Regions from separate parts of the Homo sapiens genome. Here region 1 is linked to region 2. The links are chromatin loops, found by intact Hi-C in ENCODE. Cell type or tissue: heart right ventricle. All regions are shown on one strand.

Region 1 (2,500 bases), 150 kb before region 2:
CTGGAAGCTGAAAGATGGGATTAACTACCACCCTACTACTTAGTGTGTGTTAATCCTACTGACATGACTTCTACCCCTTTAAAATAGGGGATGATAGCTACTTCGTAGAGTTCTTTTTAGAAAAAAGTGACTTAATACTGGTGTCTGGCACATAGAAATAACTTAATAAGTATAATTTTTGGTTTTTTGACATCTAAGAAGATTTAATTAACTTTTCTCAATGGAAACTGTATCATTTGAGCAATACAATAATCTGTTAGCCATGAAATTTAGCATGTGTAATTAATGTAAAAATTATTGAGGTATTTTACATTGTATTTTTTGTGTTAAATTTTCAGCATCTTGTGTGTATTTTACACTTAACAGCACATCTCAACCTGACTAGCCATATTTCAAGTATCTGCCACTTGGCCAGTGACTGCAGCATTGGATAACAAAGGTCTAGCCATATTTTGGGTGATTAATAAATGACTGTCCCAAGGCAAACTTTCAAAAAATAATTTTTTTTCCAACAGACTACCATGGCTGCAGGAGTCTTGCCTCAGAATGAACAACCATATTCTACCTTGGTGAATAACAGCGAGTGTGTTGCAAACATGAAAGGTAATGTCTCTTTAATACACTTTTTGTCTCTCTGTGCAAGCTGGCATTTAATAAAAGTAGCTATATGAATGGACACAAAAGAAAAGGCTCTCTTCTTCATATTGGAATCCCAGGTTGCAAGTATTACTTACTGCCTTACCATCTTGGCCTGTTAGAATTCCTTTTCAAAATCCTGAATAATGGCCTTGGCCTTTTAAGAAGGAGTATTGCAAACAGTGTTTGTCTCCTGCATAATTATCATCAGCTGAGATTATGCATTTGTTCCTATCATCAAAGGCCTACTTATGAATCAAACTTTAATTTTGTTCTCCTTTCATTAGTTGTAAGTGCCACTTAGCACATCCAGAAGCACTCCAGCCCTACTTCTCCCAGTGTCTTTTCTCCCATGCCATTTTGCTTTTTATATGACACCCCAGGCAAGGACAAGTGTCGTGACTTGAACTCTTACTACCACATTTGCCCTTTACTCGTCCTGACCATCACAAGCTCTGAGCTGGGAGCCTCCCTGCTTCTGCTTTAGATATTGCTGGTCTTGCTACCACCACCGGCAGTTAGCCAAGGGAGATGTTAAGTAATTTCTCTTGGCAGTACCACTTGCAGTATTTTCTAACTGCCCCCTTGGGGCTTTGCCCACCTTCACTTTAGTCCTACTGTATGGAGAACTTTGAAGGATTTCTCCCCTAAGTATGGATTAGATGATAGGAAGAAGAGTAAAGGAGTAAGGGTCTAACTAAAGGTATTGAGTTCAACACTTGCTAGGAACAAGTCAGTTCTGTTGTGTTCTTGCTGGAATCTGACCACTCCACCAGGGGGCGTTCTCTCTCATCAAGAAAACCATTGTTTCCCACTTCTCATCTTGTCTAAACTCCGTATGCTTGTAGATACTCCTTCATCTGTCTTTGCTGTGTTTGGCCCTAGAGGCACTAATACTACTGGTAACTACCATTTGTGGACAGCTTCTAGGTGCCAGACTTAATGTGTTAGTTTCCCTGGTCTTAGAAAGAAGTACTGTCTAAAACAAACACAAGAATGATGTCTAGTGGCTGCTTCCCTTCTAGATGTCTAGTGGCTGCTTCCCTTCTAGAATAATGTTTCTTTCCCCCTGAGTAACTCTTCAGCCAACAAGTCTGAGTCAGACAAACCTTTTTCCCTTTTCTTTCTTCTGTTGTAAATGTTACCTCTTAGTTGGTGTTTCTCAATGGCAATTCTGTTGGCTTTGCGGGTGGGACAACTCTTTGTTGTGCTGGAGAGCTCTGAGCACCTAAGACATATAGCATCTCTGACCCCTACCACTAAATCCAGTAGCATCCCCAGGTTCCAGTGACAATGAAAAAACCCGGCATATTTCCAAATACCCCCAGGAAGGTTGTACCACCTGTATTGTGATCCACTAGGTATGCTGATTTTTACCTTTCCAAAAAACATTTTTTAATTAAAATTTTCCTCTTAGTATAAATGCAGCTAATTTTTAATTAGGAAAAAATCTAGACAAATAACATCTGCTTTATAGCTAATTTTATTAAAGCATATCTCATCTATAAAGATAGTTATACTTTATTATGTTTGTGGATGGGAAGTATTTTTTTAAATGTTATATAATGATTCATGGGAAAATTTAATTGGGGGGATACATAAAGTATTTATTTTTAAAGGAAAACAGAAAACTTATCAAGAAGTAGCTGTGGAGTGAGACAGAACTAGAGTTAAATCTTGATTCTACTACTTAAAAAAAATTTACTTTTTTTTTATTTTTTGAGATGGCGTCTCACTCTGTTGCCTAGGCTGGAGGGCAGTGATGCAATCTTGGCTCACTGCAGCCTCCGCCTCTCAGGTTCAAGAGATTCTCCTGTCTCAGCCTCCTGAGTAGCTGGGACCACAGGTGCATGCCACCACGCCC
Region 2 (2,500 bases):
CTCCAGGAGAGCAGTATGATGCAGAGAAAGAAACAAAGGAGATGCAGATAGTCATGTTTCTCCTCATTCACGGGGTGAACTTGGGCAGCACCTCCCTTTCTCTGATCCTCAGTTGCTTTGTTGAAATAGGGTTGATGTGAGGGGCCAGTGAGATAATGCAGGTAAAGTGCTGCATGGTGGCCAGCACTATTAGCTCCTGATGGGGGCTGATTCTCCCACGTGGGTGCCTGTGAGACTCAACTAAGGGGAGGAGCAGTCAGGATGGTCAGAAGCTCCCTTGTTGCTTTCTAGGCCCTTGCTGTGACCCATCCCTCTGGGACTGGCTCTGTTGTAAGGGTAAAGAAGTTCTGTGACATCCATGTGCCATGTCACTTTCCACCTGGTAGCAGAGGCAGGCACATCAGCTCCTTGGCTCTGTGCTGGTTCTGCTGGAAGGTTTTATAAGAGCACACTGTCCAGTAGAAATGTAGTGTGAGCTGCATGTGTAAGTTTAAGTTTTCTGGTAATTACGTTAAAAAGAATAAAAAGCAGGTGAAAATAATTGTAATATATTTATTTTATTTAACCCAATAGAGGTTGAGTATTCCTAATCTGAAAGTCTAAAATTCAAAATGCACCAAAACCCAAAATGGGCATTGACATGATGCTCAAAGGATATGCTCACTGGAGCATTTCAGATTTTGGATATTGGGATTAGGATGCTCAACCAGTAAGTATAATGTTAATGTGTCAAGCCCCCCGCTCCCCACCCCCCGCAAAAAATCAGAAATTTGAAACATTTCTGGTCCCAAGCATAGAAAAGAGATACTCAACCCATATATTCAAAATATTATCATTATAATATGTAATCAATATTAAAACATTAATGAGTTTTTTTATATGAAGTCTTCAAAGTACCATGTGTGTCATAAACACATCATGGAAAATAGTCTTAATTAGGACAAGTCACATTTCAAGAACTCAAATAGCCATTACTATGTGGCGGCTGATAGCTTCCTCATTGGAGAGTTTATGGCTTAGACTCGGCTTCCTGGAAACAGAGCCATGCTGCCATCTGGTGGTTACTTTGTCAAATAACTCCTCAGGCATCCACCCTGGGCTGGCCCCGTCGAGGTCAATGAAGACAGAAGTTACATCCTTCCCGCCCTTCGGTGCCCTCAACCTAGAGTTCAGAGCAAAGGATGCAAAGTCCCGGAAGAGAAGCCTATCTACATGCCCTGAGATTTGAAAGTGAAAAGGCTGTAACATGAGGAAATCTTTCACAGATGTGGAGATGAGAAGGGGAAATCACCAGCTTGGGGTCATGTGATAAATTCGTAGCTGCCCTGAGGTGAGGACAGCCTTGGCCCAGCCACCAGAGTATCGTACCTAGACCGAGGCAATTGCCTAGAAAATATTGGGGATTTTTTCGTTGTTTTTTGTTTGTTTGTTTTTTTACAAAGTAATGAATCCATTCACGTTTCAAAATGCAAAAGCAGAGTTTCCCATCCCCACGAATCCTAACTACCCAGTTCCCCTTTAGTGAGGCATCACAGGTAATGCTGTGATAAGCTTGTACACTTTATTATTATTATTTTGAGACAGAGTCTTAAGGCTGGAGTGCAGTGGCGTTGATAGAGACAGGAGGCAGCCAAGGCACGCCCCCACCCTCGGACCCCCGACACCCACCTTTAAGGCTGAAAAACCAGACTGCCGGTCCAGATGAAGCCCGCCCTTTGCCCTACTGACTCTTTCTGAATACTGCCCACCTGCGAACTGGGAGGACTGGGTGGGGCCTCGGGAAGTTAACACCGTTTGTAGCAGGAGGGGCCTGGCCTCTGCTGTTCCTGTGTGGTAACCTGGGATTCAATCAGTCAGGTGGAGAGCCTGTTAGCAGGACTCCATCTCACTTTACTGAGTTGTTTTTCCTTTCTGCCCAATAAATTCCATTCCCCCTCACCCTTCAAAGTGTCTGTGAGCCTAATCGTTCCTGGTCGTGTGACAAGAACCTGGTTTGTCCTACAACAGCGTGATCACAGCTCACTGCAGCCTCGACCTCCTAAGCTCAAGGGATCCTCCCACCTCAGCCTCCTGGGTAGTTGGGATACAGGCATGAGCCACCACACGTGGCTAATTTTTGGTATTTTATGTAGAGACAGTTTCACCATGTTGCCTAGGCTACTCTCAAACTCCTGGGCTCAAGCAATCTCCCCTCCTTGGCCTCCCAAAATGTTGGGATTACAGGCATGAGCCACCATGCCCAGCCCCACATATTATTTTTACATGTGCAAGTATATCCATAGACTATACGGGTATACTATTCAAGAATAGTTTCTTGAAATGGAGTTGTTGGGCCCAAGGATATGTGCCTATGTAATTTTGATAGATAAAGAATATCTTTTTTAAAAATCAGCTTTTAAAGATACAATCTACATATAAAAATTCACTATTTTAAGTGTACAGTTTGACAAATGTGTATAGTTCTGTAACCACCACCACGATCATGATGTAGAACATTGCC

The links. Hi-C counts contacts between places; a loop is a spot of excess contacts. Peaks named below come from ENCODE experiments on the same cell type or tissue, not always from the same donor. Only the 100,000 strongest peaks of a DNase experiment are listed, where the experiment ranks them.
Region 1: a loop joins it to region 2, with 12 times the contacts of the local background. A loop is called at or near these places in 105 of 110 quality-filtered maps.

What each region holds. Positions count from the first base shown.
Region 1 is chr9:94,064,219-94,066,718 of GRCh38, forward strand. It overlaps a transcript of PTPDC1 not described here. Among named protein-coding and RNA genes, the nearest start is that of PTPDC1, 19 kb to the right of the region's middle. In heart right ventricle, CTCF peaks have their summits at 1,413 (motif pointing right) and 1,620; a DNase peak (open chromatin) is centred at 1,413; H3K27ac peaks cover 1,106 bases.
Region 2 is chr9:94,212,633-94,215,132 of GRCh38, forward strand. The region is part of intron 1 of LINC02603 (long intergenic non-protein coding RNA 2603); the gene reads right to left. Among named protein-coding and RNA genes, the nearest start is that of MIRLET7D, 35 kb to the left of the region's middle. RefSeq lists an enhancer at 1-329. In heart right ventricle, a CTCF peak has its summit at 1,067 (motif pointing left); a DNase peak (open chromatin) is centred at 1,069.